Regions from separate parts of the Homo sapiens genome. Here all the other regions are linked to region 3. Evidence: chromatin contacts called from ENCODE Hi-C or POLR2A ChIA-PET data. All regions are on one chromosome and are shown on one strand. The core of a region is the stretch at or near the end of the contact, and the rest is flanking DNA. Distances in the headings are between cores, read along the strand shown.

Region 1 (3,077 bases), core at 481-2,980, 580 kb before region 3:
TCATCAATAATTACTTCTTTCCCTGTACTGTATCTAGTACAACACATCTTTCTTGCTACTGTGTATTTTAAGTTACAAATCTGTCATCCTCCTATAGAGTAAGCTGCTGAGGGAAGAGATCATTTCTTGTTTTTTCAACAGCATCTACTTATTTGCTCAACCACCATTTATTGAGGGTCACACCAGCACCCTGCACTCTGTCATGTACTTGGTGGGTTTTCAAAAAATGTATGTTGAATTGACATGAGCTGAAATGTGCATCTAGCATAAGATGGGGCCAGAATGTCTTTTATACTAGGGACTTGTGCTTTGGGTCCTCAACTGCTTAATAAACAGGCAGACTGGCCTGGGAAAACTGGACTGATTCCATTCTTCTGTTGCATCCACCGTTAGAGGAGTGAGCCATCAAGTGAGAAAGGAAGGTGCTTTGAACCATGAGGCTTAATAGCTCAAGTAACAACCATTGCTTGGAAAAAAAAAATCTTCATTTTGTTTTTCCATATCCTACCTCAGTAAACAAGGTATAATGTTTTGTGTACAGATTTCATATGTCTGGCCCACAGAGGACATTCAATAAAAAACTTTTTAACCCATTATTTGGGAAAACCTATGGATTTATGCGAATTGCCAAAATAAGTAAGTAGGAACCCTGTTCAATGAAGGAAAAAGAAATGGCTGTGACATTTTTGAGTTAGAAATGTCAAGGACAGAGACAGATTTTTATAACAAACCTTAAAATAGTTGGAATAGGGGAAACTGGCAAGAGCAGCAGGGTCACAGTGGACACTTAGGAGCAAAAGGAAATATATATCCAGTTTTCTGCAGTGGGTATTTCCATTATATGGGCAATTTTGATCCTTTCCAAGAAATTGAAGAGAATAGAATTCTTAAACTATGTCACCACAATGGGGATGCTCATATCGTCAGAATATTTCCAGGGTACAGTTGTTTTTGCAAGTATGCTCAGCAATCTTGAAGAGCAGCATTGTTGGAGAAGGCTTAGGTTTTGTTTTTTTGCATTCATGCTAACACAGAAAGAGGAGACTTCATTGTCAAATTTCTCTAAGGAGGGTGGGTGGAGGAGATCACAAAACAAAAACATGACTTCAGAAAGAATACAACGTTATTTTGTTCTCCTTCACATTGTATTGAGTAGCCACATCTGGAAAAGATAGTATTTTCTGCTCATTAAATTTTGTTGAACTTAACTAAGGGTTACAGTCAGTTAAAAGTGTCAACATTTGTTTCTCTCTAACGTAAGTATCTTCTCCAAGCTTGACTCTGGTCAATCTGGTTAATCAGAATTTTTTAATTAAGAAAATAATTACAGAAGTAACAAAGACGACTCAATCAGTGTAGCTAAAAATAAATTTAACTCGCTCATCAATTCTCATCTCTGGAATGTGACTCGGCCTATGGTAAAATGATGCCCTATTTCTTACCACCAATGGGCACTCATGCTTTTGGCACTCCTGAAGATTCTAAAAGCCTTTCAATGTTTTGATCTTATCAGTGATTAAAATTCCATTCCAGTGATCTCATATTTCCTGTCTGTGGGTTGTGTTAGAACCAAAATTCTCTATTAATCTGGGGGGAAAAAAGAAAGAAAAGAAAAGAAACTCACCATGTACCAACCATTGGATTCAACCTGGGTCATGTCATAAGGCTAAGAAAGCACAGCGTGTGTGTGCTGAGGCTTCCTCTAGATGGCGCTCCAAGGCAAAGTTTCTCAGCTGGTTTCCAGAAAAGGGGGAAAAAACCTTACCCACCTTCCTTGAAAGTGCTTCTTTTCTTCTAGCACAGGGAATACTGAGGTACACACCCCACCACAAAATAAATGTTTTTCCTAAAAGAGATAGCAACAAAACCAGTCTGTCGGAAAAGAGCATCTCCCATCAGGATGGGCCTGTTTTATGACTGCCACCTTGCATACCGTGCTGTTAAAGTGAATAATAGTGTTCTCCGTGTGACCTTAAATCTGTGATTGTGTATTTTTCCAAGCCTATTGTCTCTGGGAATGGGGAAATGCATAGTTGTGTGTCACTGCTGAACAAATTTTGGCACCACGTACAACAGGACAAGCAAATTATAAATATATGCCCCAGCTTCCTAACCTTTAACCCTAAAATCACTTCACGGGTGGAAAATAAACTTATTGACTCAGCATTGTGTTTTGCAAAAGTATTCAGGTTCATGTGTAGGTAACAAAGCGGTTTTGTTCCTTTAGAAATTAAAAAAAAAAAGAACTACTGTGTAGGACAGGCAAATTGATATAAAATGATGAACATTTTATTCACTGGGAACCCTGTTAATGACTTATTAATTTGTTCCATGCCTCTGGTCTGAAATTTCACATTTATAAATTTGAAAGCTTCAATGTTATTCTTTGTTTTTAAAAAGATATTTAGATAGTTAAAATTTCCCAAATACTTTGAATTCCTCTGACAAATACAGTAGGTAGTGACAGTTATTATTTGTGGTTAAAATGAGGAAGAAAACCTGCAGATGAATGATCATCATATAAATTTTCTTTACTAATAGAAGTTTATAGAACAAATATTCCATCATGCACATACATAATAAATAAATTATAACTATAAATACATGATAAAAGATGAGGGACATATTTCTTATATTCACGATGTAGACTAGATATCGGAAATGACTCTGCTTTTGTTTGTATTCTGTAAAATAAAAGGCATGTAGTGGTGCCAAGGTTGCAGAGACATTTTTTTCGGTTTTATAAATGATGTATGAGCTCTGACAGATTTTCCAAGGGGAAAAAAAAAGATTTCTTTAAGAGTCAGTATTCTTTACTATCCCATAAATGTACTCATTAGCACTTTGAGCCATGCCCTGCATCCTGTAGGGTATCAATAAAGATTAATTGAATGAGTGAATTTAGTTTAGGGTAATATTATTCAAGGAACCATGTTGCTCAGTGTCCAGTTAAAAAAAGCTATAAAATGGTGAACAACTATTATTGCTTGAAATCTTGTTCTTTCTTCATATCACACTAAGGTTCAGCTAGGGTTCATATAGAATATTATGATCTTGCAGAATTCACTGGATATGAA
Region 2 (3,268 bases), core at 395-2,894, 680 kb after region 3:
GGGAACACAGAGTAGTATGTGCAAAGCCCTAGGGACAGCTAAGAAATATGAAGGAGACAGATACGAAGGACCTTGTGTGATATGCTGAGCACTCGGCATTTTATCTTGAAGGACACAGAACCATGCAACAGACATCCAGAATCTGCCCACTTCTTGCCATCCGCTCTAAGCCATCATCACCTCTTGCCTGGATCATGGCAGTGGTCTCCTGATGTTCTCCCTGCTTCTACTCTTGCCCCTCTACAATCCCTTCCCAACACATTGCCAGGAATGATTTTGTTACCTACAACTCAGATCATATCACTACTCTGCTCAAAACCTCACAATGCTGCAACCCACTCAGAGTAAAAACCAAACCTCTCAATAGCAAGAGGCCTCCCATGACATACACCCAATGCCATGCTGTCAACCCATGCCCCTGAGCTCCCACCAAGGTACCAAGATTCCACCCTCCTTGCTGCACCTCCAGCATGGCAGTCATGCTCCTTCCTACGGTTTCCTCTCCTAGAATGTTCTTCCGCATGTCCCGATGGCTTGTCGCCCTTGCTTCATTCAAGTCTCTGCTCAGACAAATATCTGCTTTATCAGTGAAGCCTCCTCCAGCCAGTCTATACACAAAATAAGAAATTCCCTTCCCTTGCTGCTCGTTTGCTTTAGGTCCCCTACCCTGCTTCATTTTCCTGCCTAACATTTATCACTCTCTGACATGCACATTTTTGTCCAGATTTTAGAAATATCTATATTCTTAACTTATTAACATTGTTTATAGTGGGTCTCCCCATGCTAGAATGTGAGCTCCATGAAGGTAAGAACTTTGTCTTGTTCTCCACTGTGTCCCCATTGCCCACGTCAAATTAGCATCTCAGTAAGGATTTGTTAGATGATAAATGAATGACTTAAACGATTCTAAACAGAAGGGGAATAGAATCAGATGGCAGCATTGTTGAGAACAGATTAAAGAAGAGCTAAACCAAGGAGGCCAAGTAGCAGGTCACTTAGTTAAACCAATCCCAATCCGGGCCTGAGCTAATGATGGGGCAGAGGGGAGGGTCGGCGGGATGGAGGGAGGGCAAGAGGTATTGACGAGCTTAACTCTACAAATCTTGGAACTGACTGAATGCAGAGGTGAGTGAGTGAGTGAAGTGGGGAGGACTGCTGGTTTGCAGGAGCGAAACAGAGGGGCATCGTTCACTGAGTTCCACTAGGACAGGCTAGGAGGAGGATGGTTGGGGGCGGGGGTCAGAGGAAGAGGAGGGGTTGAGATTTCCACCTGGTGACCTCTGCTCACAGTGTGAAATAGATTTTTTAAAGTTTGCTGAAAATAAGGGAGGTGTAATGAAACAAGAAAAAAACTACTGTGAAGGCTAAATGAGAAAGCTCCTAAGTGCTACATTAAAGGACAGACATCAAGGGCAGCCTTGAAAAGAGAAAAGTCTCACTGCCAAGTCTTGGGCTTGGGTGTGAATCCAGCATGTGGTGAATACAGGCTGACCTGGGGAAGGATCCAGGCCTGCGCTTATATCTCACCTCGGGAAACTGACTCCACCTTGTTGAGCCTCACTTTTTGTACGAAAAGGGATGAGCAGGTTCTAGCATGCCCAGCCAAGGTGCAGCTGAAATAAGATTAACATGCCTGAAACTGGCACAGAGCCTGGGCCTGGTGGATCCAGACTGTGTGGGGCTCAGAGTGCTTACAATTTGGAGAGCACTGTCTAAAGACTAGAAGAGAAAGTGAAAGTGAATGCGTACTTAGAAAGAGAAAAGGAATCACCATAAATTACATATTTTTAAGCTGCCAAATGCCATATGCATCACAAAATACAGAAAAATAACCCAATATTTTTATTAATAGCCTGATGAACCTCCATAATATTTTTCCCATATTTGGCTGCACAGTCTTTATCACTTCTTTATATGACAATGATTTTGTAATATGATTTTTATAGAGAGAATAAAAAGATAATTTAGCCTTTGCTCTACTTCAATTGAACAAAACTTGTTTTATATTATTGATAGCTGGATGCATTAAGCATTAAACACAGCCATATTTCTGTTTATAATATGGCTACGGGTTTGTACCCTAAAAATACAAGAATTGTGATCCATTCTATTTCTCACATTTTTCTCACGTTTTTCTCACACCAAGAAAAATGTATGGTGGGTTTATACACGGCGATTTGTGTTTCATTATTAAGTATATTCCTGACAGAAAAGAGCTTCCGTTTTCACCAGTCATTGATGACACCAGATTCTGCCTCTGTACATTTCAAATCTTGTGTCTCCCTCATCGGTCACCTATTTCTGATGCTGATGCCAGGCCCTGTAGAGCGTGTTGCTGTTGTGATACAACGCCTGGGCTCTGAGTTTTGTCCCCCATGCTGGGTGTCAGCCGGTGGACAGTACATGTATTCTGGGAAGCTGTCTCTACACTGGGATGGTTAGCAAGAACATAACTGGGCATGAAGTGACTGCAGACCAGGAAACCAAAACCAAATGTTGTCCCAACCCAATTTCCCTTAACGAGGTCCCCAAAATACTAGTGGCCATCTTTAAACACACCCACTACTCAATACTAAAGGAAGTACCTATCAAAAGGGGAAGTAGGAGCAAACAAAAACAGTGATCATAACTAACTGCACTTAAATATCTTATTTTTCCAAACTTTACAAAACACGTGGCCATGTGAACATATTACTTAGGTGCTACAGGGTCTTGGAAAGGATCTGTGCAAATGTGGGCCCTAAAGCTCAAGGTTCATTAGCCTCATGGTAAACCTGCATCTAGTTGTAACCATAACAGGCATTCAACAAATCAGCGTCCCCTCTTCCTCTCCCATAAGCTGTTCTGTCACAGTGCCTTCCAGGACTCCTGTGCCCAGCACCCAGCACACAGCTGTGCCTGCAGGTGTGCTCAGCCAGTATTGATAGCCACTGGATTTTATTTACCATGCTCAACTGACTTAACTACACTTTGGATGGGTGTTTATTTGGAGTAGGTTGATTTTCTTAAAAATAGGTTTGATATTTGTAATACTTTATCTGGAATTATTTCTTAAAACGTAGTCTAAAATAACCATAGTCATTGAATAAAAGAGTTGGGGGCTGGATTTTGAAATCTAAATATACCCCATGAGAATAATGCTGTCATAATACATTCAACTAACATTTCATTTACATCAATGGCATATAGACACAAAGAAACTTGTGAATCTTGGCCAAAATCCGCTGTCTTCACTAAAGTGTGTTGGGTTTAGATTATAATTTTCCCC
Region 3 (3,366 bases), core at 595-3,094:
GAATTTACCATGTTATTTGCCATGCTATTTTATTCTTTAGGGACTTGTGGGTTATTTCTAGTGTTGAACAATTGTGACCGATGTTGTCTCTTTTTTTAAAAGTTCATTTTTCTGTTCAAGAAGGTCTAAGAATGTGATTTTAAACATCTTTAAATATTTTAGGAGGTCAGGATCCCTTTCCAATTCCCTTGAAATGAAACCTGACAAGTGGTTCCTGTGGGTTCCTGATTTGCTTACTCATGAGACCAAACCTGAGAAGTCTGAGGAGCATTTCTAAATTAAAATGTTTAAATAGGTCAGGTGAACTGAAAAAACAAAGAAACAGTTATTACCAGATCTCCCATTTCCCCTAGCTCTTCCACTTCATTGTTGCAATCTTAGCGAAATGCAGTCAGCTTGCATATTTTCCTGCATCGGTCCTTTGATCAGTAAAGTAATTTCTTTTCCTTCCTTTGTGCAAATCTTTTGATTATAGTAAGTTCATTCTTTAAAGACCAAACGTGGTAAAAAATATTAACAACTTGAATAATTTTAGCAACTATCTAAAATAACTTATTTTGCAGGGGATAAAACTAGAAATATTTACTTTTATAAAGTGAATCATCAAAATATAATACAACCAGTAATAAGATCATAGTGTATCATATATTTTAATAACAACATATAAGATAGACACAGTGTAGTATAGAAGTTCAGGGTATAGGCTCTGGAGTCAGAAAGACCAGGTTCAAATTTCAGTTCCACTTCTTACTGCCCATGTCAATGTGGTGAATTTCTTAACCTTCTAGAAGTAGCTTTCCTCAATTATAAAATAAGGATAATAGTAGTATCTATTTTAATAGGGCCATTGTGACCATCAAGTAAAAAACCTCAATAAATGTTAGTTGTTGTTGATATATTTAGCACATCCAAAGGGTAGAATAACCAGAGTATTTATTAACAAATCTTGTCAGAGATAGTTATCTGCTTATGTTATAGCTATTTATTCAACATTTAATAGGCTCCTCTTCTGAGGCAGAGGTTGTGGATCAGACAAAAGTACAATTTGTGGAGGTAAGACAATTAGAAAATTATGATCAAGTGGCAATGTTAAATAAAATATATTTGAAAACATAAAGTAGGAAGTGATTGCAGAATGTGGATCAATTGAAGGTACAACTTTCTAGGAATTGTATTTTGAATTTGATCTCAAACGAGGTAATAGCCACAACTTTGCCACGAAGAAAATTGAAGTTCTTTCTTCCAGAAAATGTGTGCATGTAAAGAATAGAAGGAAAAATGAGTACGACCTCTTTTGGGGGATAATAGGAATGGAAACTGTGAATGGAATGGGTGAAGAAGGGAGACATAATTGGTGGAATATTTTATAAACAGCTTTTCTTAAGACTCATATTTATTAGATGGTAGGAAAAATAAAAATTCAGTTCCATTTGGATTGGCTTACTGAATTATAAACTTATTAAGGCAAAATGTGACCAATCTGGCAGATTAAAGAAAAGTGGTAATATTTTGGCAAAATAAACTTTCTATATTTTCCTTTTCTTAATAAAGATATAAATAATAAAGCACTTTGACATTTCAGAGATTTGAAATTTATATTGAAAAACCACTCTTGAAATTCCTGTCAGTCATTTGAATCATTTGCTTCTTTTGTCATCTTCTTGTTACTTTTTTTTTTTTTTTTTTAAAGATAAGACTCCTTCCCTATTGCTTCGACTATAGTTAGTATTTTCTAGGTTGGCTGTAGGGATTGTTCCCTGAAGCTTATATACCTCACCACGCGTTGACGACTCCCCCAGGTCAATAGAATCCACTAGGTGGCGCCCAGGTCTACTGCCGCGTCTCGTCTCCGCTGGGCGCAAATCTTGGAACAGCTGTGGATGTTCGAGGAGTGGTTGGAGAGATCAATATGATCCATGTGGAGCAGCTTCCCTACCGTCTGCTCCAAAAGGCTGTAAGCCTGGTGTCCTTCAAACTGTTACTGTAATGAAATACCCGAATATGGACAATGATGGTGTGGTTTTGAGTACGAGAAAGCCTGCGGTTTTGCTTCGTGAGACTTAAAGACGAGCAGGCAGACAGGCATCCATCCAGCTGCAGTTCATAGCCGATGCCCCCGACAAGTAGCAGGCTGGCGACTGAGAAGCTCCCCAGAAGCTACCTTTAATGCCCAAAGATTGATTTAGGCAATGACACTGCAATGTACGGAAGGGGAAAAAGGGACGAGAGGAAGGTATCAAAAAGAGGGAGATTATTTCAATATTAACTTGAGTGCAGGCATAATTCGCTCTCATTTCTGGCAGGCAATTGAGCACTCTGCTTCATATGCAAAATCGAGGGTACATTCTGATGTAGATTTCAGATAGCGGGAAATGAAGGTATTTTGTTTTTCTTTTAAATTGCATTGGGCAATTTCCTTTCTTATATGAAACGCTGTAGGCTTTGTACAATTATTTTATACGTTATTACCATTCTTCTAAAAAGGGACAGCTTTTTTCTTTCCAATTTAAAGTAGTGGATAATGACTTTGGCAGCATTTTCCTGCCTTTTTCAAGTTTATGGAACCCATTCCTCATCATTAGGCTGAAGATGCAGATAAGAAAGGACGAGCCTTTTTCTGGAGCTTGTCACATCAATGTTGCTTCTTAGGTGATTAAAAAGAAAGCAGCGAGGATCTTGGAGAAAACGTCTGACAAAAGGTAATGGAAACCCAGAAACAGACGAAAACCGGTGATAGATTAGGCAAACCTTCTCTGCTAAGTGCATGTGTGCATTTCAGCTCAGGAACAAAAATAAGACCCTGTTCTACGGAGGCTCTTAAAAAACTGACCTGTGCTGGCCCCACACGCTAAGGTTTATTTGAGGCGCCCGAAGGTGATTAGATCCAGGAGGAGGCGTTTTTCTGCAGTTTAGCTTAGGAACTCAGAGCCAGCCAAATGCTTACTGCAGCTGCTTGTTGGCTGGTTCAAAGGTATAGAGCTGCTTTAATTAAAATCGGCAGGCGCGTTTTGATTTTGGTCAAAATAGATTTTGTTATTTTTAAACTTCCTGTGGAATTAAAAAAAAAGTATTTTTATTCCCTTTTCTTTTGTCCAGCATTCTTATTCCCATTTCCATCCTCTGCTATCATAATAATGGGAGGGGGTTCAGTATGGAATTCTAAAAATCTCCCCAGGTTTATCTCTTCAGGGATACGCGATGGTCCAACAAAAACATCTTTAGCACAAATGTAGCTTGGAGTATATGGAAATTGTGTAGTAGTCACAGAGGTATTTCTTAAAAATATCTTTGCTAATAATTTTGGTAGGCTAGAAGTAGATGAGTGAACATGATATTCAACTATGGAAGGTATTTTGCCTGGTGTTC

Evidence for each region. A loop is a pair of places that touch in the nucleus more often than their neighbours do. ChIA-PET counts read pairs that join two places held with the same protein, here RNA polymerase II (POLR2A). Pooled maps may share reads with other maps.
Region 1: a map of MCF 10A shows a loop between it and region 3 (5-fold over the local background). The contact joins two enhancer-like sites. A Hi-C loop is called at or near these places in 3 of 168 maps with a recorded cell type or tissue (MCF 10A, PC-9 and Ramos), 6 of 37 single-sample maps with no recorded cell type and 13 of 50 pooled maps. POLR2A ChIA-PET finds 5 or more read pairs at or near these places in 2 of 52 experiments (A673 and CD4-positive, alpha-beta T cell).
Region 2: a pooled map shows a loop between it and region 3 (3-fold over the local background). The contact joins two enhancer-like sites. A Hi-C loop is called at or near these places in 2 of 168 maps with a recorded cell type or tissue (CD4-positive, alpha-beta T cell and HepG2), 1 of 37 single-sample maps with no recorded cell type and 1 of 50 pooled maps. POLR2A ChIA-PET finds 5 or more read pairs at or near these places in 1 of 52 experiments (activated CD4-positive, alpha-beta T cell).

Annotation. Positions count from the first base shown.
Region 1 is chr2:177,723,489-177,726,565 of GRCh38, reverse strand. All of the region lies in intron 12 of PDE11A (phosphodiesterase 11A), which reads left to right. Among named protein-coding and RNA genes, the nearest start is that of PDE11A-AS1, 52 kb to the right of the region's middle. Within about 2 kb of position 1,730, at least 2 of the 41 ENCODE cell types and tissues checked have a DNase peak (open chromatin) inside an H3K27ac peak, as active enhancers do.
Region 2 is chr2:176,471,738-176,475,005 of GRCh38, reverse strand. No RefSeq gene overlaps it. Among named protein-coding and RNA genes, the nearest start is that of NRAL, 34 kb to the left of the region's middle. RefSeq lists enhancers at 1,459-1,528, 1,619-1,728. Within about 2 kb of position 1,644, at least 3 of the 41 ENCODE cell types and tissues checked have a DNase peak (open chromatin) inside an H3K27ac peak, as active enhancers do.
Region 3 is chr2:177,147,554-177,150,919 of GRCh38, reverse strand. The region is part of intron 1 of LOC105373760 (a long non-coding RNA gene); the gene reads left to right. Among named protein-coding and RNA genes, the nearest start is that of MIR4444-1, 63 kb to the left of the region's middle. RefSeq lists an enhancer at 1,822-2,545. Within about 2 kb of position 1,844, at least 2 of the 41 ENCODE cell types and tissues checked have a DNase peak (open chromatin) inside an H3K27ac peak, as active enhancers do.